3 separate regions of the Mus musculus genome follow, and all the other regions are linked to region 2. The links are chromatin loops, found by intact Hi-C in ENCODE. Cell type or tissue: left cerebral cortex. All regions are shown on one strand.

Region 1 (8,000 bases), 61 kb before region 2:
TTCCTCCAACAAGGCCCCATTTATTCCAACAAGACCACACTTCCTAATAGTGCCATATACCACAGGCCAAGGATATTCAAACCACTACAGCAGCACATGTGTGCAGGAATCCACAGAGGCCAGTAAACAGTGAAAAGTCCTCTAGTACTAGAGTTACAGATGGTTGTGAACAGATGGTTATAAAGGTTCTCTGCCATGTGACAGTGTAGGGTCCAGAACCCTTATCAGAGAGATAGTGTAGTCTGATATAAGCTGTGTCAGTAAAATGGGAAACCACCAAAGAAATCAAACCTGATTCCTTTGAAGAGCAGCACGTACTCTTAATCACGATACCATTGCTCCAGCTTCATCTGTTATCTTTTGAGTAAAAATTACAGAAATTTAACTATAAAAAGGAGCACCTTTGGGGAAAAAAAAAAGGTCTCCTACAACATTCCCCACAGTGACCAGGTCAGGGGATAACTTGGTACAATTGCATTTCATTCACTTCCTAAGTAAATAACTTAATACATGTGTATACATGATTGTTTTTATTATTACAATATGACATTTACTAAAAATAGAGGGATTGTAAAGTCCCTGGGAAATACCTTGGAAAATGTGAAGGCCAACTTACCTTCGCTGGCATGGACAACTCTTCTCTCTGGACAGTCCCTTCACTTGGGACTGTCATCTGGATGTTATCTGGAAAACACACACACACACACACACACACACACACACACACACACACACACACCATAACAGCTCAAGGTACAATCTGTAATTTCCCAGAGATCTTTGCTTCATAAGGACAAAGATCTATGGATTTAGTCTACACAGCTGAACTGAGTGGATATAGTAGCTCATTGATAAGCATGATCAAACTACTGCTGGACCATCCCTTCTGATGGGAAAGTTGGAGAAAAGAGGAATGGGGGACAAAACTTTTGGCCTCTCTCAGTAATGAGAGTAATGTCTAGGACATGTGCACCAACCATGTTTGATGGGTGAGTACTAAAATGAAGCATAAGGTAACACAGGACTTCTATCATGTCTTCAGGCCATTCTGAAGTCCAGGAAGATTGACACTTTCTCAAGAACCTCTCAAACCTATGTCAATGCCCACTACCTGAAATATGCAGAATTTTCATTTGTAATTGACCAAATGGGAATTTAAACTCAATAGTCCACACAGCATACTAGACAAATAGATTTGACAGAAGGTACACAACATAATTACATTCACCCACTCATCCTTTAAAAGACAATAAGTTGCTGAACAGTGGATGATGATATCAGTTTACTCTAAGTAAACTACACACATGTAGTTCTGTTGATCTGAAGGTGCATTCTTTTCATTTAGCTGCTTTGAAGCTGTCTGGCTTTCTTGTGTCTATTAAAATTACCTGATGGGCTTTTCATTTCTTGTTCGTTGGTTTTGTGTCTTGCATGCCATTATACTTATGTAGTAACCACTTACGCCAATATGTCCCACTTCTTTTACAATTGTTTTATATTTATGTATTTTGTGTTCTGAGTGTTTTGCTTGCATTTATGTTCTTGCACACATGTGCCTGGTGCTTGTGGTAGTCAGAAGACGATCCCTAAAACTGCCATTGTGGGCAGTGTCAGCCTTAGTGTGGCGCTGGGAGACAGCCCAGGCTCCTCTGCAAGAGCATGGGTGCTTAACCACTAAGCCATCTTTCCACTGTCTCTTTGTTTTTAAAGGATTTATTGTCTTCATGTAGATGAAGGACTGTTTATATGTTCACCACAGAAGCCAGAAGGGTACCATGTTACAAGCACTAGAGAGCTGCGTGCCTGACATGGATGCTGGGAACTGAACCCCAGTCCTCTACAAGAGCCACAGGTGTTCTTACCTGACCCATCACTCCACAAATGGTAGCATACCATAAATTCCTTACCTTTTTCATAGGTAACCTCTACCTGCTTTTTTTCTTTTAAATCTTCAAGACCGGGCTGGCCTATTTTGAGGGTTATCCTCCTGCCTCTGCCTCCTGAATGCTTGGATTACAGACTAGTGTCACTGTGATCAGCTTGTTTGTTTTGGAGATAAGGTCTTAGCATGTGGCCAAGCCTAATCTGTAACCCATATGTAGCCCACGGTAGCCCACATTCCTGGAAGCCCTATTGCTTTCAGCCTCCTGAGTGCTTGGATTGCACGTATGAGCCAGTGTGCTTGGACTCTTCTTTCTACTCTTCTACTTCTGTCTGTCCACCCATCCATCCACCCATCTATCCAGAAACAGGATTTCATCTATCTATGTCTGTCTGTCTGTCTGTCGACAGGATTTTATGAAGCCAGGCAGGCTAACCTGGAACTCACTATGTTACTAATACTGTTTATGAAAGTCTGATCTGTCTGCAGCCTCTCAAATGCTGGTGTGTGCCTCCACCTACCTGGTTTTCCATTTCTTGTGCCATCTCTTTTTTCTAAGGAAAGTAGTCTCTCTTAGATTATCATTTTTTGGCATCCATTTTATTTTATTTTAAACGTTTTGAGAAAAGGTCTTGTTACATAGTCCTGACTGTCCTTCCTGGAACTTTGTGTAGATCAGGCTGGTCTCAGACTCACAAAGATCCATTTGCCTCTGCCTTCCAAAGAGCAGGCATTGGCAGGCGGATTTCTGAGTTCGAGGCCAGCCTGGTCTACAGTGTGAGTTCCAGGACAGCCAGGGCTACACAGAGAAACCCAGTCTCGAAAACAAACAAACAAACAAACAAACAAACAAGTATGTCCATGTAGAGTAAAATTACAGTTCTAAACAGCCTACCTCTGCTCTTTGCTTGCCTGCTATACAGTTCTCTTCCCTAGAGAGAACCACTTTTAGTATTTAAATATCCTAGAAATATTTTCTTTCTTTTTTTTCTTTTTTGAGACAGGGTTTCTCTGTATAGCCTTGACTGTCCTGGAACTCACTTTGTAGACCAGGCTGGCCTCGAACTCAGAAATCCACCTGCCTCTGCCTCCCGAGTGCTGGGATTAAAGGCATGCACCATCACGCCCAAGTTGAAATATTTTCTAATAAAGAATTATGTACATAATATTCTTAGTTTTGCTTTCTTCTTATTAACATAGACACTGTATGCATTTCTTGCACATTGTCCTTATCTGATAATAGAATACCTTGGCAATTCTCTTACCATGTAAATAGTTGTCTCTTTTCAGATGCCACACAATATGAACTTATCATTTATTTGATTTCTACTGTTGGGTATTTAGGTTGTTTTTTTGGGTGTTGGTTATTCCAAACAATGATACATCGGATACCTCTGTATGTAAAGCCATGTCTTATGTCTATATGTATAGAATAAATTCCTATAATTGAAACAGTTGGGTTAAGGTTATAAGCATTTTTAATTTTGGTAGTTGTGGCTAAGCTGCTCTTATTGGAAGCTTGACCAATTTGTTTCCACTGGCGATGAAAGCATATTTTCCTCACAAAATGTCATTGAAAAACTTTGTTGCCAATGTAAGGCTTAGACCAAATCTCTTGGAAACATAAGTTATAAACTTCGTTGTCTACTATCTAACTGACACGCTCCACTCTAAATTCGTCCAGCCCGGTGCAGAGCTATCTAAGCTCTGGCTGCGAGTCCCCTCACCTATTCCTTCCGAGCTAAGCCATCCATCTGTGGCTGAGACCCTGGAACTCACTGACCTCACAGCCTGACCTTCCACTCACAACTCCTTAGGGGCTCAGGTTCCTCCTTCCTTCCCTGGCTTTGACTTCCTGCTCAGCTGGTCGCCCGGGAAACGGTCGGCTTCCGGTCGCGAAGCGGTGGGCGGAGCCAAGATGGCTGAAGTGAAGCTTGGGATGGTAAGCGGGGAGATTCTCGGAGGCTTAGCGGCGGCCTCAGGGCGGAGCGTCGTGGCGGGGCCGGGCCAGGCGGGGCCAGGCCGGGGCGGCCAGCGGGGCTGGGGTGGCGGGGCCGGGGCGTACGCCAAGTAGTCCCTCCGGGAGGCGGCGCGGTCCAGCTCCCCGCCTGGCTGGGCGTTTGGCGAATGCTGACCTGTGTGCAGCGCTTCGTCTGTTTTGGGATTGGGCAGAGAAGAGAGGTTTTTTGGAAATGGTGTTTTTCCTACTCTTAGGATTTGAGGGTGGGCGTGAGGTGGGGGTTACTGCACCTTCATTAGGCAGTTTTTGATATCCCATAGATTGGTAATTTAATTGGATGAAGCCTGGAACCATTCAGCGCCCCTGCCCTCTCACTGCGACTGGCTTGTTTTCCCAGCTGCGATTAGATTTCGGAAAAGCCCTGTTTCAGAACTCAGCTGGTTTAAATCGTTAGTTAATTCTACAACAGCCTCTGTGAATTCAGGCTGACCCAGAAGTAACTGGCTTTTTGCATCACTCATGACCTTGCTTGTTTGTGACAGTCTTGTATGTACATGGTATTTGCACCTGTAGTTCATGTTGGCTACGGATTAGCCACCTTTAATCCCCTGACTTCTGGGATTTACAGGAGTGCGTCATCACTCCTAGCTCCTTTTTTTTGGATTGACTTATAGTTGTATGTTTATGAGGTACAGTGTGATGATACGTCGGTACAAAGTGTACTGTGTGTGATGGTCAAGTCAGGGTCATTACCATTTCCATCTCAGCATATAAACTGTTGCAAACAGTAGCCCCCACATAAGCATTTGCTTCTGTCTGTTGGTATTTGGCTCCTGTTATTGAATATTATTGAATGTTTCTCTCCATCTTTTCCCTTTCCTAACTTTTGGTGACCTCTTGTTCTACTCTCTATTTCCATGAAATCAACTTTGTTTGTTCCTTTTTGTAAAGATAGGGTTTATTTGTGTATCCCCAACTGACCTAGAACTAGAGAGTAGACTAGGCTGCCTGGGATTAAAGGTGTGTGCTACCCCGTTGAGATCAGCTTTTTTAGTTTCCACATAGGAGTGAGAACATGCTTTGGCTTTCTCTGCCAGGCATATTTTACTTAGCATAATTTTTCCACAGTACTACAGATTACACCTTATTCTTTTTCATGTCTAAATAATACATGCATACTCCTGGAGTCTAGGAATCTCTTCACAAACCACACAAACACTGATCGCAGTCAGACAGGGATAGTTTATTGAGCAGATGCCCCAGGACTGGTCAACTAGGGCCATGGTCCAGATTCGGGAACTGAACCATGACCCCAAGTTAAGATCTTACAGGGTTTTTAAGCCCCAAATCCACAAACATCTGTGCCAAATTATTTCACCAATCAGGATTTAGGGATAGGATTTCCTTAGGAACATGTTTTGTTGTGCATTTACCCTGCTCCCATTGGTTGGGGTATTCAACTGTGGCAGGAAACCTGCCTTGTCTAATATTCATGTCCTAACTTCTCTACCAGGATGGGACTTGTCTAATATTCATGTCTTAACTTGCCAACCAGGATGTCAGTTACCTGTGTACATGTCTCTTTCTGCCAAGTAGGATGTCAGTTCCCAGGGAGGTTTTGGGAACATAAACTTTACTCGACCACTACTCAGAATGGAAGTTTTATTCCAAATAGTTTCTTATATTGGGGCGGGTATCTTTCTTATGTTGGGGTCCATCTCGGGGGCAGCTTATACCATAAAAACTTGAACACAGGTACAGGAAATACTGTTGGGTGGTTGGTTCAGATCCAAGCTTATTGTGGGTAACTATATAAAACAGTCCTATTGACTTTTTATTGTGACTGGTTTTCAAGGGCACAGAACATAACAGAATATGTAATCAATCTTGGCATCAGAAAGTTTCCTAGCAACAGCAGAGAGATAGGAGAGAGTTTCCTTATAATGGCAGGGTAGTCAAGTATCTGTTACCTAGGCCTTAACATATTACCTAGGCTTTAACAGTCCATCTAGACCTTAATATTTTACCTAGGCCTTAACACATACCACAGTTTATTTACCCATTTGTTATTTATCCATCCTTGGGCAACTCCATTGACTATGTACTTTGATACTGTGAAGAATGCTGCAGTAGATGAAGAACACAGTATCTCTTTGGTAGAATGAGTGTATTTTATTTTGGTATGTACTCAGTAGGAGGATAGCTGGATCATAGGATGTTTTGTTGATTTGAGATAGGGTCGTCTTATATAGCCTAGGCTAGGATCAGACTACAGTTCTCTTGCCTCAGTACCAAGGTGCTGGGATCATAGGTATATGCCATTGGGCAAGGACTGATTATTCTATTTTTAGCTTTTTGACAGTAGTTGATTTTTGAGGACTATGTTTGTAATTGTATTTAACTTCGGAGACATCCCTAATAAAAACATGAAGCCTTGTCCTTTACTTTTTACTTTTTTTTACTTTTTACTGTTGGGTTTCAAACCCTGTCCTGAACTAATGAATGATTTTAGTGGTTTTTTTTTTTATATTGTCTTTTGAAAAACACCATGGAAAACAGACAAATTAGTTGCTTCTGGTTGACAGTCTTATAATGCAGTGTTGTCTCTTGTAGGGGTCTCTTTTGTTTGCCATTTTATTTGCAGAGTGATACCAGCAGAATACTCAGTACAGAGAAGAAATCTCAGTGCATAAGCTAAAAGATAAATAATAATCTGCTTAATGTTCTAGGTTTACGATACTGGCACCATTATTGTGGGATATCCACCAGAGAAGACTGATCAGTCTCGGATTTAAGGCAATAGAAAGTCTATTAGTTGGTTGGCAGGTGACTATACTGGGTGCTCAGGATCCCAGTGTAGCCCTGAGTCCTTCTCAGGATGAGGTTTTAAGCACAAAAACCATATTTTGAGTTGACATACTTCAGTTAACAAAAACAGTTAGCCAGAAGCAGAACTACAGAAGCCGGAAAAAAAGGTTAGCACATTTAGAGACTTTTCTAGAATTATGGACTTTGGATTAGGCCTTTGTTTTACTTTTGACAGGTGACAATGTGTATATGCTGAGTTTATGGCTTTTTTTTTTTTTAATTTTTTTTGTTTTTTTGAGACAGGGTTTCTTTGTATAGCCCTGGCTGTCCTGGAACTCACTCTGTAGATCAGGCTGGCCTCGAACTCAGAAATCTGCCTGCCTCTGCCTCCCGAGTGCCGGGATTAAAGGCGTGCGCCACCACGAGTACAGTTTGTGTGTGTGTGTGTGTGTGTAGGTGCACATATGCCACAGCATGCATGTAGAGGTTAGAAGACATCTTTTAGAAGCCAGTTCTCTATCTCCATTGTGAGTTCCAGTGATTGAACTCAGACTGTCAGGCTTGTAAGGCAAACACTTTTACTGCTGAGCCATCTCAGCCCATAAAACCAATGGGTCCTTCTTTCTTTAAAAAGTGTTTTATATTTTATTTGTGTGTGTGTGTGTACATGTGTGCATGCTTGCACATGTGTGAAGTAGCACACTAGCGGAGGTCCGAGGACGACCTTCTGCCCTATGGATCCTGAGGATTGAACTCAAGTCATTAGACTTAGTGGCAAGGACCTTTACCTTCTGGCTCAAGGAAGGATGGGTAGTGTCTTAGCTGTGAACAGACACCATGACCAAGGCAACTCTTACAAAGAAAAACATTTAATTGGGCTGGCTGAAGCATGTCAGCATACAGGCTGGCATGACATTAGAAGTGAACTGAGAATTCTACATCTTGACCAATAGGCTGCAGGAAACTGTGTTGCATTGAATGTAGCTTGGACATAGGAGACTTCAAAGCCTGCCTCTACAGGGACACACTTTCTCCAGCAGGGACGTACCAGCTCTAATAAGGCCATGCCTCCAGTAGGCCAAGCATTCAAACATATGAGTCTGTAGGGGCCACTCCGCAGGTGGTTACTCAGTTTTTGTGACTGCATGCCACGTGGATCAGCCACATCCACGTCCATGTCTATAGTCTTAGAAGTTAGGCTATGAGAGACTTTTCATTCCCCGTTTAAAAGTCTTCCCCTAGTCCAAGAGATCAGACTCAGAACAGTCTCTGACTATCACAGTTTCCTGTATTGAGGTCTCTGATTTCACACTGAATCATGGACTTTTCCCTTCCTCTGTCTTGAAGGTC
Region 2 (8,000 bases):
CTTCCTCACATATGACAAGAACTAATCGTAATTACAAGATGTCCGGCGGAAGAGACTCAAGGGCTGGGGAAGCTATGCCCTGGATGGTGCCTCTTTCTGAGGCACTGAAGTTGGGAAGACATCTTCAGATAAGGAACACAAAGTCAGAAAACTAATTGAGATCAGTAATTAGTAACTAGTCATCATGGCTCCAGCTGAGAAAAGCTACAGTACAGACTAACGTTCCAAAAGCCTGACTGGAGCAGCTTAATTCAAAGGTAGATTCATCTGATACTAAATTCTGGGCATGGGGCACAGAAAGCAAAACCGTGGGTGAAAGAACCTTGTCTTAGGACACAACATGAATGGTGATCTAGAGTGGAGAACTCGGAGGAAGAGAACAATGCTCAGGGCAAACAGAATCGTTGTGAATGTGAGGGCTTCATTTTATCCTATAAGAAGCAATAGGTACCAGGCTCCAATTCAGAAGCAGGGAGGAGTTACACTCCTAGAAAGCCAAGGTGTGGTCCACTGAAGCACTGACATCTCAAAAACATCTAGCCTGATCCTAACTCCAGCCTCATTCTCGGAAGCCATTTCATCTGAAATCCCACAAGAACATGTAGTTCCATCCACTCAAGTCTAGCTAGAGTAACTGCCTTTACCATCTGCTCTCTGTCCCTAAACTATGGTAATTCTGGGGGCTGAACGTGAATGCAGAAGTGGGAAAGACCAGTCTTACGTTGTACTTCCAACACCATGGCTGTGTGACCACAGGGAACCAATATTTCTGAGACACTTAACATCTGTGGTGCTGGTAATACGTGGAACCACCTGCTTCATAAAGTTGCTCCTCCTCACATGGAGGGCCTGCTTCCCTTAACTGCCCTGCCTGCCTACCCTCCAGTACCACTGCCAATGGTTTGCTTCTTCCCGCCCTTTTACCGGAGTCCTACAAATTTCTCTCTACCAGAGAGAGTCAGGGTGTCCAGACACAGCCTGCCTTACTGATTACACCAAATTTTGTGTTTTGAGTGAGAAATGAATCAGTGTGTCAAACTATAATCCACTGTCACTCCAAAATTAAATTCTGGTACATTTGTTCTCCCCACCCCATGCCTTTACCCTTCAAAAGATGCCGAGAAGTTAGAACAGGTTAAAATGGCTGCTCAAAAATCTACTTTTCCATTATCAGATATTCTCAACAAGAAACTTAGTGGCATTTGCCTGTTCACAAATCTTCACAGCTCTTTTCCATTACTAACTGAATCAAAAGACCTTCAAAGATTCCCTCTTAGCAATCTCATTCTCACTGTCTTGCTACTGTATTCCAGGATGGCCCCAATCCTACACTCTTCCTGTGAAGAGAGAATATAACGTGTACTGTAAGGATGCATCGCTTGTCAGTAAACAAGCCTATGGCCTATAGGGAAAGGTAGAACAGAAGGTAGGACAACTGGTGGAGAGAAAGGGTTTGAGGAATGGAGGCAGATTTGCAGAAGGTAGGACAACTGATAGGGAGAAAGGGTTTGGGGGATGGAGGCAGGTTTGGAAGATTTGCCAAGAATCATGGAGAACAGAATTGTTAGAGCTGAAGAGAGGTAACCAGCTTTGTGGCAGAACTTAGATTAGAACAGGATATTAATTTATGAGCTAGTTGGAGAATAAACCAAAGCTTATGGCCAAGGTGTTCATAAATAAATTTTGAGTCTCAGAGTCATTATTTTGGGAGCTTGGGGCCAGGAGGAAAACCATACACATTTACATTCCTGCCTCAGCTTCAAGAGCTGGAACTGCAGGCGTGCACCACACTTGACTCTGCATTATTTCTTTATCATGGACTCTGGCCAAACTGTAAACTTCCCCATATTCAGTTCTTCAGTAGATGTATCTGGTCCCTTGACCTGAAGAAACCTTTTTGTTCCCTCTATTTCTACCATACAAGTTAACTATGGAAAATAGTTCCTATGATAGTCTCAACAAGGTGTCCCATCTACATGGTCTTGTTATCATGTAATTTTGATATTCCTTCCACCAAGGAGTGATCCATGTGCCCTCTCAGTAAAACCTGGTAAACTAGACTCTGGGAAATCTGATCCTATGGTTAAATCAAGAAACATAAGGCAAATATCTGCTCTCTTTGGACACTCTCCTAGCTTAGTCTCTGCTGTGAGAAATGAACAGCTAGAAGACACTTCCTGTAGGTGGAAATCCTCAGTGGGCGTCCCAGCCTTGATCAATCTTAATGATACATCTAGTCCCAGCCGCCATCCTACTACATACAACTCCAAGCTACCACTGCTCAGCTGAACTCAATCATAACTTAGATCATGAAATATGACTGTTCTGCATCACTAAGTGTTGGGGTGATTTATTACTACATAAATAGAAAATGGAACATCATCTTCTTGGAGCTTTTTCTACTGCCCCATCCTGAGAGGAATGAGTCATTCATTGGAATAGCTGACTGCCTTGCTCTTATTGGTAGCTGAACACGGACAGCACTTTTCACAACTGCTATAGACAATGTATCTCCCCTACCTCACCTCAAACTCTTGCATGGGAACCCTGTGGTGGTTTCAATGAGGATGCTCCCTATTGGTTCATCTATTCGAATGTTTTCTCCCCAGTTCGTGTAACTGTTTGTGAAGGATTAGGTGTAGCCTTCTTGGAAGAAGTTTCAGTGGGGGTGGGCTTTGAAGTTTCAAAAGCCCACGCCCTTTCCAGTTAGCTACGCTACTCCTACTTTTGAATAAGGATATACACTCTCAGCTACTGCTCCAGTATCATGCCTGCCGTCACGTTCCCTGTCATGATGGTCATGGACTCATCCTCCAAAACTGTAAGCCCCCAATAAACTCTTTCTTCTACAAGTTGCTTTAGCTGTAGTTTTGTTATGGCAATAGAAAAGTAACTAAGACAAACGCCAATCCCCACTGTGACTGTATCTGGACTTAGGGTCTTTCAGGGAGCAATTAAGGTTAAGTAGGTGGCCCCTAATCCAACAGGAATGGTGTCCATATAAGAGAAAAAGACATCACTCTGGAGAACTATACAGTAAAAGGCATGTGAGAGCACGAGAAGCTGACTGGCTCCAAGGTAGGAAGAAAGAAGAAAGGCACCCCCAGCATCAGCTTCCTTAGAAATCACCCTGGCACCTTGATCTGGAACTATCGGTCTCCAGTCACAGAAAGTTTATGTTGTTCTAAGCAACTAGTGTGAGTTATTCTGTTGTAGCTGCTCAAGCTGCTTCCAAAAAAATGCAGCACAGACCTGACTTCTTCCATACATATGCCCTCAGAGCCCAGCACACACCTGACATAGCTCCAAGAAAGATGATCAAGAACCTGATAAAGCCAGGTCTTTAAGCCCAGCACCAGGGAGGCAGAAGCAGCTGGTCCTTAGAGTTCGAGGTCAGCCTGGTCTACAGAGTGAGTTCCAGGAGAGCCTGGACTACACAGAGAAGCCCTGTCTTAAAGAAGAATAATTTAAAAATAAAACTAAACTAAAAAGACAAGAGAAAGAAAGAAAAAGGAAGCAAACAGATCAGATAATGATCTATGTTCTAATGATCTACTTACGTTCCAGACCAGCCAAGGAGGCTGTAGTTCAAAAAGGAACAACAGAAGCAACATTTAAAAAAAAAAAAAAAAAACCAACTCTAACCTAAAGAAAAACATACTAAAAAACTCGCTGATGCATAGTGCCCTTGACAAGACAAGAAAGCCAAGCCTAACTGGAAGAGGGACTAAGGTTAGTGTAAAAAAAATTGGATACATTTCTGTGAGTTTCACAAAGAAAGGAGATACTGTGATTTGAGAGAACCTTAAAAATATGAACTATCACTTAGTATGGGGAAGAAGGTAGTTTCGAGAAGGGCGTGCTAAACGCGAAAGGCGCAGAGTTCTGGTAAGGAATCCTTAACAAAAAATGTTGAATATGAAAATGAGCAGTCTTAGTAGAGTGGTCTTCAGACCGGATGACGTAAAGTCAACAGCTAGAGACAGAAGCATTTAGCTTTAAGTACGTTAGGAAGAGTGCTAAAAAAATAGGAAAACCATCGTGGCCACCTGAGAACAGTCGGCAAAAAAGGGCTGGAAGACAGACAACAGAGTAACCTCAAAAATTACAAGTGACAGGCTGAGTTGAATTTCTAAGAAGCTATGAGAGCTGCTTTTACAGGGAGCAGGGCCAACCGGGTGGAAATATGCTGACTATCCCTGCAGCGATGACGGAAAAAGGCTCGTCTCACGCGTCCGACACTTTCGCCCAGAGGGCAACCCAGACACCACCGAGTCCCGGGCGGACCCCGGAGCGCGCGCACTTCCCGGGGAGGCCCAGAGCCGCAGGCAGGCCCCGCAGGCACTCACCCCACAGCCACGCGGCGCCAGCGCCGGGCGGGCTGCGCGATGAGGGCGTCCCAAGCGGCTGCCAGCCGGCTCTCCGGGGACAGAGGTCCCACGGGCACTGGCGCGGGTCCCAGCCTCAGGGAGCTCCAGAGCGAGCGCAGCGCCGTGCCCGGCAGCTCCGGCTCCAGCAGGAACACGCAGCCCACGGCCAGCGCCAGGAAGCCGGCGCACGCAGAGCCGCGCCACAGCGCCATGTGCACACACCGCCGCACCGGTGGCTACAGGATCCTTTCTCGGCTCGCGCCTCCTCCCAGCTGGGCGCGTGCTGACGTAGACGTGCGTAACGTCACACCCGCGCGCCACAGGCTCTTCCTCCCGATGGGCGGAGCTACGACGGAACTGCAGCCCCAGTTATGGGTGGAGCTATGGGTGGGCTGGAGGCGGGACGACGACAGGGCTGGCGTTGGGGGTTCGCTCTGTTTAAGTCTTGGCGCTGGCGCTGGGCGACGCTGTTGTGCGATTCTGTCCTTGGATGAACAAAGGCAGTAGTGTGGTTCCCAATCCGTACACGTCTTCCCGATATTCACTGATAGCCTGAGATAGAGTGTGTGTGTGTCCGGGGTGGGGGCGAGAGAATACTTTTACTTCCCTAGTAAGATAAGACATGCAGATAACGAAGAAGCAGCAAACCTCGCGATTAGAGTAGTCGGTCTCCCATTGACAACGAGCCACGCTGTTGTCTCTTAATCCGTCCCTCCGCCAGTGTTTGACCTCCATGGTTTTACTAGGCCGGTTCCTTTCTAAGTCTGGTGCAGTGGCGAGGCGGAGGGTGCACGACGATGGGAAGGGCTTCCCGCGAGAGGAATCTGCTCAGACCCTAGTGGTGCTGGGCACGGGGAGTCCACCTCTTGAGATTTTCAGCTAGTCAAAGGCTTCCGCTAAGACTGAAGCGATCTTGTTCAATCTAGAGATCAGATTTAACACTCAGACCCCTTAGATAACCCTTTCGGAGGTGGTGTTCCTTTGAACAACCCCAGAGTAAGCCGCAAAGGGATACAATCATGTGTACAGTATGGAAGGACTATAGACTCGAGTTTTTAAATCCTGGTTTAGTTGTTCCGGGTGATACTACAGAAATCCAGCCCTTCCTCCTTTGATGTGACGGTTCTATGTGAGAGGGTAGGTTAAGAGGCAGGAAAGCTAGGCTTGATGTCCAGTTCATTCTCAGCCTCATCTAGCCTGGCCTATTTCTATTTTGCTAGTTCTGCTAGCTCCTGACCAATTTTCTACTCTGTCTATAATTTTTGAACTTGTTAATAGAAATGTGTTTCCCTGGCTTTGATCTTGGACGTTATCTCCCACCCCCACCCCCAGTATCCAAAGTGTTTCTGTTATGGCTCTCAGCTGTTAACTGGCCAGAGACTGGTTACTAGCCCAGACTAGCCTCAAGTTCACTGCGTTGTCAAGGGTGACTTTGAACTTTTTTTAAAAAGATTTATTAATTTATTATATGTAAGTACACTGTAGCTGTCCCCAGACACTTTTTTCTTCTCGCTCAGACCCCCGGAGCAGTCAGCGTTCTTAACCGCTGAGCTATCTCTCCAGCCCCAACTTTGAACTTCTGATCCTCTTCCCTCTAGCTCCTGGAATTACAAATGTGTATCTCTGTGTCTGGTGCTCAGGGAGGAAGGGAAGGTCTTATACCTTCTAGACAGACACTTTACAGAGTGTCTGTAAACAGAAGCATTTTTTGCCTCTGTTTACTGAGAACCAGTACCAGGTGTCTGTGATTAATTGATTTGGGAGGTGGACTGGCAAAGTCACATGTGTTTGAAGGTTGGCTAAAGCCCATTAAATATAAATTCCCAAGATCAGTTTTGGGAGGAGCGGAGGCAGCTGAACTATAAGAACACACTCATCTGGGAAGATGAGGGGACGACTCCCCATCAGTGTGGAGATCCCTTGCAAAGCTGTTGCTGAGTCTTTCCAGGCTTGCAAAACCTTTTGTTGTTTAGTCTTAGAGGCTAACTAGCAAGAGCTGGAGCAAGTTAAATCTAAGTTTATTTCTCATGTAAAAGTACAGCTGTGGTGTGGGTGACTCTGTGGCCTGTGCTAGCAAGCTGGATCTCGTCGGGTAGTTTTGGGGGGATGATCTGGGCCTCTTCCTCATTGGGTCAGTCAATGTGAGTTTGTATTGGGGAAGATAAGGAGATGAGAGATGACTCCAATTCCAGCTGCAAATTAAGAAATCCAGAGCTCCCGGAGGGGAACGAGAGACAGCAGCAACACCTCACAGAGCCTGGTGAGACTTCTGACCCCATACACAGTCCCAGCAGTCTTGATGTCCTCTCCCAGTTTATCAGGGCGCAGGGAACTACAGTCCTTCTTGAACTGATTCCTTAATGAACAGCAGTCATTTCAGATTATCTGTTTGGCATCTGGAATGTTTTACTAGCCAGTTGCTTTTCTAGGGGACAATTATGCAGAGCAGTCCTGAGTAAGCAGACAAGGCTTCATTGCCTGAGTGAAACAAAAAAAGAAAGGAAGAAAGAGAGAGAGAGAGAGAGAGAGAGAACAAGGGAGTGAGCAGCAGGAGCCTCATGACTACCCCTCCCCCAACCCAAATTACTTCCAGACATGGCCTTTGCTATTGGTTTTCTCTCCTAGGACCTTAAAATGAGAGAGCGAAAAAGCAATTTCATTCCAGAGAATTCAGAGAGCAGCACAGGCCCCAGGTGTTCCACCCAAGACCCTGACCCAGAAGGCTATAAAAGCACATCTAGGATTTAAACAGGAAATAGCAGAGCCCATCAGAACACCAATCCACATCACCCCACTCCCACCCCCATGATCTGAAAGGTTTTGAGGGGCAAGTTTGCTTCTACTTTGGAGCAAAAGGCCCCTGTGTTGGCTGGGTTAACCTTTTCCACAGCTCAGGGTCTCTGAGGTCTCGTCCAAGCAGCTTTCTAGATACTGCCCTCTAATCAGGTGTTTGCTGATGCCAGGAGCCCTGCCAGCCAAGATAAGAACAGAACTTTAAAGGTCAAAAAAAAAAAAAAAAAAAAAAAAAAAAAAACCAAAAAAACACAACCACAAAACAAAACCTCCAAAGAGACAAGACGGGGAAGAAAGAATCTCAAGACTGTCTCTTCAAAAACAAGGTCTGTGTCCTGGGCAATGAGTGCCCTCCTCCCTGTCTGGCACTAATAGAGCCCTAGAAGGGCTCAGGAGATGGGGTGAGGCAGGGGCATAGCTGGTCTGTCAGCAGCAGAGACGGATGAAGGGCAAGGACGTTCCTTGATGGTAACAGGATTCTGCGCTTAGACTGGGAATGGCATCTTCTCATCTTGGGAGATGAGGCACTGGCCCAGGACTTTCACTTTGGGATGAATTACATTGGATGGGAAAGGGCTGAGCCTGGAAAACCAGAGGCTGAAGCTGTTGGGATGTCTGTTTTCTGGGAGCCGAGGGCCTTCATAGTATCAGCGAAGCACAATGAAGCATGGACTTCCACAGAGTGTTCTCCTGACATCTCAATTTCCCTGTCAGACTGTCAGCCAAAGCTCTTCAAGCTCGCAGACTCTGTCCTCTGTAGGTGTGGAAACCAGCCCTGCTGGCAACCAGAAAGCAGATGTTGCAGGGATGTGGTTTGCGTTTCTGTAATACAGTGGT
Region 3 (8,000 bases), 390 kb after region 2:
TAAGTACTATTTTGTTTAACATTTTCCTACAATTTTTCCTTTAAAAAAAAAAACACATTAGAAGTGCTCTTCTGAATGAATGAGGGCTATCTATTAACTCTGGATTTTCTTTCTTTTTTTCCATTTTTCATTTTTCATTCCATTATACTCCCCTGCATTCCCTTTTATTTTTGTTTATGTTAAAATGCCACTTCCCTTTCTTAATTACTTTTTACCCAGACACTTCTGAAGTTGATTTATTTGTTATTAATGCTCCATACACTCCAGTGCCAGATCCCACTCCCATGATGCCACCAGTGGGAGTTCAGGCTTCCATTCTGAGTCACGACACCATAAGGATTACCTGGGCAGACAACTCCCTGCCCAAACACCAGAAGATTACAGACTCCCGCTACTACACAGTCCGGTGGAAGACCAACATCCCAGCAAACACGAAGTACAAGGTACTGAACATTTGCCTTGAGAGCAAAAAGCTAATCAGTGGGATTTTCTTGTTTTAAAGTTCTTTGATTCATGCTTTTCCAGAATGCAAATGCAACGACGTTAAGCTATTTGGTTACTGGTTTAAAGCCAAATACGCTCTATGAGTTCTCTGTGATGGTGACCAAAGGCAGAAGGTCAAGCACGTGGAGTATGACAGCTCATGGCGCTACCTTTGAATTAGGTAAGTATAATGCAATCCCATGTCACATGACACTTCTTCTCTTTGTGAAATACGAAAGCCTGTAGAATTCACACTGTTATTGTGGCACATCCTATCACCTGCGTCCACTGGACATGGGCAGTGCACATACTGCTCTCGCTACAGAACCCGGTGGGCAGCCGCATTTCAGTTGTGTTTGCCATTTCAACTACTGTGAATTTTTGGGTCACTTTGCTAAAACAGTAGTAAACAGCAGAATAGTGCAGTGCAAGACAGACTAGGTTTTAGAAATTGCAAGAATTCAATCTCTGGTCAGCCATCTGCCAATTGTTTCATGAGCATGCCAACTAATCCTACTGAATCTCAGTTTCCTCCATCTTGTTTGGGGTGATAGCCCCCCCATTTCTACTTTAGTAGGTTATTATAAGGCAAAATGAGGAACAGATGGAAAAGCATGTGGGTGGGTAGATACAAGATATTATTGTATTAATCCTGCTTACTGGTAAATTGAAATTGAAAACAATGAAGTGACCTGCCCTTGACCCAGCAGTTGCCCAGCTGTGTTGCCTAGTCTGAACAGTTTGCTGGGTAATCCAGGGCTTTCTTGGAAAGCAGCTCTGTAAGATCCTTCGCTGGACTGGCCTTTGCTGTTTGTTAGTACACGTGAGGGAGAAAGCATAACTAAGTAGATGAAGGAAAGAGTAGGCGGCCAACCTTGAGACCCTGTTTCCCCTGCACTTTGCTGGGGTAAGGATATGAGCAGCCTTGAGAATCTATGTATTCTGACCTATTTCTGTGCCTGGTGAAAACCAAACTTCCACATTCTGTGCAAACCAGTTTTGCCCTTCTGCACAGTTGCTTAGAATTTCTCCAGGAAAGGGGATTGGACTGGAGAGTTAGGAATACAGTATAGAAAGGGGCAAATAATTATTAGTTTGCTTTCTTTTCTGTTTATTTTGTTGTTTGTTTGTTTGGCTTCGTGTTGACACGGGGTCTCACTGTGTAGCCCTCGCTGGCCTAACACTCACTGTATAGACGAACATGACATCCAAGTCCGTCCCGCCTGCCTCTGGAGTGTTGGGATTGAAGGCATGTGCCACCACACTCAGTGTTTCCATTTAAGAATATCTTTTTGCTTTACTTTCAGCTTACTGACCAATAAGAGAAAATTTTACTTTCCCTTAGGAGTTCATTTCACTAGGCTCTTCCATTTTATATTAAAACTCGAATGTTTTAGGAAGCAGCGATTTGAAGGAATGCTTGATTTGATCATTTTCCTACTTAGCTATTACATTAGACATTCTCACCTGTAACATAGAAAGCCATTTTCTTTTGTCATCTTTTGTTTGTTTGTTTGTTTTTGGTTTTGGTTTTGTTATTTTCGAGACAGGGTTTCTCTGTATAGCCCTGGCTGTCCTGGAACTCACTCTGTAGACCAGGCTGGCCTGGAACTCAGAAATCCGCCTGCCTCTGCCTCCCAAGTGCTGGGATTAAAGGCATGTGCCACCACCGCCCGGCTTCTTTTGTCATCTTTTCTGCTACATGAACAGCTTTTATTTATATCATTAACATCAGCAGTTGGTAGTATGCTTTCAGTGTGAGCTTAAAATGAAAAATACCAAGTAGTAAATTTCTTCTTAGAGGGAATTGAGCTTTTAAAAGCCATATTTGACTTTAAGAGTCAACTCTGAGCAAGAGAGAAAACTTTAACACTTTAAAATGTCCTACCAAATAAGCCAAATCAATTGAGAGGAAGTAGTCTGGGACAGTTATGTAACTGCTCTCAGTTTTGGTGCCTTGACCTCCCAACAAGGGACAATGGCACTTGCCCGTCTAGGTTGTCATAGCCTTAAGAAAATGCAAACTATAAAATACCAGATGGTAGTGTGTGCTTGGAACCACCTCCCAGTCCACAGGCCCATTCTCTATCCTCATGGTTTTAGTTTTTCTTTGATACTTTGTATAGTCTTCTTTTTATTAGAAATGATTGGTTATACATAGACTTGCATTATTAAAGCTGGGGGCTTTGTCTTTTTTCTATGCATTTGCTGTTCCTTATCAGTGAAAAGAATTGGAAAATTGAATTCTATTAAAATGGATAGTGTTTGTTATTTTGTAGTTCCTACTTCTCCACCTAAGGATGTGACAGTTGTGAGTAAGGAAGGAAAACCTAGAACCATCATAGTGAATTGGCAGCCTCCCTCTGAAGCTAACGGCAAGATTACAGGTAAGACGCCTTAGACTGGGCAAGTTCTGTGTCATCAATAAAGTGGGGATGTGAACCTGGCTGGGTCCTTGTATGGAGTGTAGTGAGTCATGTTGGTCCTTGAAATTGAAGCAAGGGTAGCATGGAATTGTGTGTCTAGCCAGTAGTGTTACTTAACAATATATGGTGGGACAACCTATTTTTCTACTGCAGCTTGATGGGTACGTTTATTTTCCAAAATGCTGTCCACTCCCCAGATGACTTGCTTTGAACTTGTGTGTCCAGTTTTACTGGAAATTATCTAGTCTGTATAGACTGTGCTTTTCTACTTACAAGCCCCACCAAATCCCATTAGGCTTTAAACCACCACTACAGCCCAAGGCCTGTCACTTCACAATTCTGTGCTCTTACTAGTAGAGTTAGAAGCTTGAATTACCCTAGGCCTACCAAAGATCTCAGGATCCCACCCCCACCCCTCGGCCCCCCCTTTGGACTTCAGAGAGAAATTCCCCATAGTAGAATACTGGCAGATGCTTGGAACCTGTGCCCCATTCATTAGAAGTTTGCTAAAGAACCAGTTGCCTTCTGAAATACAAGGAAGATGGCCTAATGACTCAGAAAGTGTATTTTGTCCCTGTAACTTTTTTTTTGTCTGTTTTGGTTTGGTTTTTTTGAGACATACATACATATATATATGTGTGTGTGTGTGTGTGTGTGTGTGTGTGTGTGTGTGTGTGTGTGTTTTATTTATAGTCCTAGCTGTCCTGGAACTCTCTGTGTAGATCAGGCTGGCCTCTAATTCAGAGACCAATCTACCTCTTCCCGCCTAGTGCTGGGCTTAAAAGTGTGCCACCATACCTAGTATGTTCCTGTAACGTTTAAATAAGATGTCCTTTCCCAATAAATCCTAGTCATTTTCTTAGGTTCCTATTTTGCTTCTTCTATAAAAGAAACAAATATAGCTTAACTCAGATTACATTTTGCTTTGTCTTTTAAAACCTTAAATCACAATTTTGTAGTGTAGATCAAGAAGGCTTATGTTTGTAAGGCATCCTGCCTCATTTGTGGGAATTGAGTGCCCCCTGGTGGAAATATCTGGTGACAGCCTCTGTGACCTAACCCACCCTTAGAACTTTGTCAGGTTTTCCAATCTGCCGAGCATTTTCCTCCTGGGAAATGATTTTTATCATAATTGAGCATGGCATACCATTGCAGAGTCCCAGAACTACGTGATTCTAAGTCAGAGCCCTCATGATACTTCATTCAGATACTATATTGTAGACATTTATTGACTTTCAGATTGCAAAAAGAAAAGCAGAAATGGGATCTCTTTTTTCTATTAATTGCTCTGGACAGGTTACATCATCTATTACAGCACGGATGTGAATGCAGAGATACATGACTGGGTTATTGAACCAGTTGTGGGAAACAGACTGACTCACCAGATTCAAGAGTTAACACTTGATACGCCATACTACTTCAAAATCCAGGCCCGGAACTCAAAGGGCATGGGGCCCATGTCTGAAGCTGTACAGTTCAGAACACCTAAAGGTAACTCTCCCCGAGCCAAGGGTTTTACTGTGTTGTCTATAATGGGACTGCAGCATGTGGAGAGCACTGGTAATGGACTTGCCAGCCTCACTGTAAAGACTTCCAAAGAATTCCTCTCCTACCCACTGGCCACCAAATTGGTACTCTCCCAGTCCACCCAGAGGGAAACGTTGGCTGTCTGTATCTGGGCAGAAGAATTACAGTGATCTCTTAGTTTTTATCAGAGAAATCAGATGTGATTCTTTAGGTTTCTACAGAGTTATACTGCACAATATTCTGACAGATGTTTTCTTTCAGCACACACAGTCTCTTAACATAAAAAGTTTAGGGGCTGGTGAGATGGCTCAGTGGGTAAGAGCACCCGACTATTCTTCTGAAGGTCCGAAGTTCAAATCCCAGCAACCACATGGTGGCTCACAACCACCTGAGATCCTGATGCCCTCTTCTGGTGCATCTGAAGACAGCTACAGTGTACTTACATTAAATAAATAAATAAATAAATAAATAAATAAATAAAAGTTTAAATGTCAACTTTTGTGGAGGATGAGGTTAGAAGGAGCCATTTATGTAAAGCTCACGAAAAAAGAATATAAAATAGTAAGCCAGGCAAGCTTAGGCCAATTAAATGGAGTTGGGTACTGAGACTGTGGAGAGGTGAAAACCTGAATTTCTTTTCTATTATCAATTTACTTGGAAGTTTGTGGGAATTGTATTTTTCCTTTAAGACGTCTGTCTGTCCATCTTCAAAGCTGGTGATCCTTGCTCTTGTTTCCTCTTCCCCTGTGCTTGACCTGTCAGCGGACTCCTCTGATAAAATGCCTAATGACCAAGGTAAATGAGGAGATGGCCTCTCATTTTTTCTCTTTTGCAACCTATCATTAGCTTTTTGTTTCATTTTTCCGCCTGAAAATCAGTATCATGTGTTTAAAACCACACATACTTATTGGCCAGAGTAGTGTTGAGTCCATGTTTATAGCCCTTGGGATATCTGAAAAGCTGAGGGAGTCACTTAGAAGCTAACTTACCTGGTGGAAGAAAATTGAGTTGAATAAACTCTAGATTGGCATTAAGTGAAGATCAGGTTATCCTTAGAAGTTAAGATGCTAAAGTTATAAACAGTGATAAGCATTTGAGGCAAATGTGAGCAGTATAGCAATCTTTCATATTTAGTATTTTATTTAAGTGAAAAGTCAGTATCAAAATCAGTAAACACTGTATTTCACTTCTGACATACGTATATAATCTTGTTACATACGTGCTTATCTGTGACCAAGGATGTTAATTTATAGCTCTTTTTATATTTCTTCCTTAAACATTAAGTAAGACTGTTTTTATAAAAGGATAAAAAGCATGTGGCAAGACACTTAGGAAGGACGAGTCTTAATGTCACCTGTCTTGAAATCCTTGACTGGCAGGTTTTTCATTGTGATTGCTCTGGTGGCATGTTAGCTGCCCTTTGTGATTTCTGTCTCTAAGAAACAAGCTAAAGGTAGCTTTCCATATAGAGATAGAACACTAGAAATAAAGTTGATAATTGTTCTCATGGTTTAACAGTAATAATCAGAAATTCAGCTTTTTGGATCTTGGTTAATGTAAGAATCAGAACAGAGTATTGAGTTTCATGGCTTTGGACATGTGCTTGTGTTCAACAAGTCTTTTTTTACATGGGAGGGAACTGTGGGCATAGTGTTTTGAGTGTAGAAGCATGAGATTTCATAAAGCGTTACGCTGAATATGCAGAGAATGTAAATATGCCTTGCTGAATACGCTGAATATGCAGAGAATGTAAATACGCCTTGCTCTTTCATTTGATAACTGTTAAGCAGCACTTTGCTGTTCTAGTATTCAAAATTTTTCACCTGTTGGTATTTAGGGTACATCCTTTGAATTTCTTGGTTATTCTTTAAATGCTAAATAAAATATTGGGAAATGCAGGAATATAAACCAACTAAATCTTGGCAAACAAGGTGAGTTCAGTGGCAGCTTTTTGTTTGTTTGGTTGGTTGGTTGATTTGTTTGTTTGTTTATGTGATGTGTTCTGGAAAGTTTAAATGTAGCTTACGTGATAATCATGAAAATTTAAATATAAAGAACTTAAAATGCTGAGTATCTCTGCCAGTTAGATTTTGCCTGATGTGATAGCATATGAAGAACAACAGGAATCTTGAGGCTTACATAGTGTGTGTCACTTGGGAGATGATAGCCTCAGAAGTAAGAGGATGGAGTAGTTAGTAGGAACAATGGAAAAGGGGTCAGAGACTAAATTAAATCCTAGACTATGCCCTAGAAGTTCTGAAACTATACTGTAGGATCCAAGAACAACTGTTCTTTTCTTGTATAGATTTTTTACTTCTGAGAACATATCAAACATTATAGTTAGCCTCTAGATTTATTCTATTAAATGAAGTACTTATACAACTTTATATTCGGGCTCCCTTTGTTTCTTTTAAAATATGATTCTTTATAAGAGGAAAGAGGAATTAACATTAACTCTGTTTTGCAGAAATAAATGTATTTATACATTTCTAGTCAAGCTTTATTTGTGAAAATATCTCTTATAAGTGTTTACTAGAGCTCCGTGTACTCTGCCTCCATAAAGAGGAAGAGGACATCCCTGAATTTATGATGTTTGTAATAGTTAACATTTATTGATCATTTACTACACACAGAGCAGTATTCAGTGTCTCATGGTCTTAAATTTCCATTTGGTGTTGTAAACAGATGTCCAAGTGACTAATTACATGACTTGCCCCACAGCAAAGCACTGCCATGTAGTGGAGCTGGTGTTCACGGGCAGTCTTGTAAGCACTGCGTGCCATTAACGGTCAGGAGCAGCTTTTACTTTTTATGCTTGCTGGCCTCTTCTCAAGAGCTTGCCACTGCTTTCTGGCTAGTAACTTGGAATTGAGGAATATCTTTATGGAGGAAGAAAGAGAGAAACTGAAAACTAAGAATAAGGATTATAAAACAGAAATAAAATAAAGCCTGGGGTTTCTGCCTCTTTGAGGTCTGCTGCTGGGGAGACCTCACTCATTTGAACCTGTGACTATAGGAGCTCAGATGACAGTGTAAGCAACCAGAAGGAAGGCTTGTGTTTTGTTTGTTTCTGTTGCTCAATTCATAAGTGACAGAAAAGGAAGTGAGAATCTGATTTGAATCTCTGCTTATCTTCCTGCTCTTGCTTAAGTTAACTTTATACTTGAAAGGACAACTTCATAATCTGGGGGGGTGGGAGGGGGAGCCAGAACAATACTGATACTAGCCATGCCAGATCAGCATCACCAGGTCCTTTGGAGAATATACTTGTTTGGTACAAGCATCAGCCTCACTTACTCCCTCAGTCCCTTTTGTTATAAAATAATCTACTACCACATGTCCTCTCTGACCATCACTTCCTGGGCTAGAGAAATGGGAGGGGGTCCCCCACTTCCTGAACAGCAGATTGGTAGTTAGGTCATGGCCTTGAAACAGAGGCACCAGTCTTCTAGGTACCTCCTTACACTGCAAGCTGTGTCTGTGTACCTTGGCACACAATCTGTAGTTTCCCATTATTTGTGTTGTTTCATTTTCTTACGGAGTAGACTGAAGTGTTTTGTTTTT

What was found. Peaks named below come from ENCODE experiments on the same cell type or tissue, not always from the same donor. Only the 100,000 strongest peaks of a DNase experiment are listed, where the experiment ranks them.
Region 1: it touches region 2 in a loop (6-fold over the local background); 4 of 42 quality-filtered maps call a loop at or near these places.
Region 3: a loop joins it to region 2, with 2.9 times the contacts of the local background. A loop is called at or near these places in 13 of 42 quality-filtered maps.

Annotation. Positions count from the first base shown.
Region 1 is chr9:59,349,234-59,357,233 of GRCm38, reverse strand. Bbs4 (Bardet-Biedl syndrome 4 (human)) reads left to right here and starts at 3,726. Exons shown (of 16, transcript NM_175325.3): 1 at 3,726-3,824. The coding sequence starts at 3,801. In left cerebral cortex, no CTCF peak of the experiment used is centred here; DNase peaks (open chromatin) are centred at 3,784, 4,308 and 4,329; H3K4me3 peaks cover 1,752 bases; H3K27ac peaks cover 930 bases.
Region 2 is chr9:59,288,216-59,296,215 of GRCm38, reverse strand. Adpgk (ADP-dependent glucokinase) reads right to left here and starts at 4,644. Exons shown (of 7, transcript NM_028121.2): 1 at 4,350-4,644. The coding sequence starts at 4,582. In left cerebral cortex, a CTCF peak has its summit at 4,811; a DNase peak (open chromatin) is centred at 4,712; H3K4me3 peaks cover 1,928 bases; H3K27ac peaks cover 1,445 bases.
Region 3 is chr9:58,899,314-58,907,313 of GRCm38, reverse strand. Neo1 (neogenin) reads left to right here. Exons shown (of 28, transcript NM_001042752.1): 17 at 268-443; 18 at 526-664; 19 at 2,763-2,870; 20 at 4,206-4,400. Among named protein-coding and RNA genes, the nearest start is that of Hcn4, 80 kb to the right of the region's middle. In left cerebral cortex, CTCF peaks have their summits at 3,939 (motif pointing left) and 4,852 (motif pointing left); a DNase peak (open chromatin) is centred at 3,932.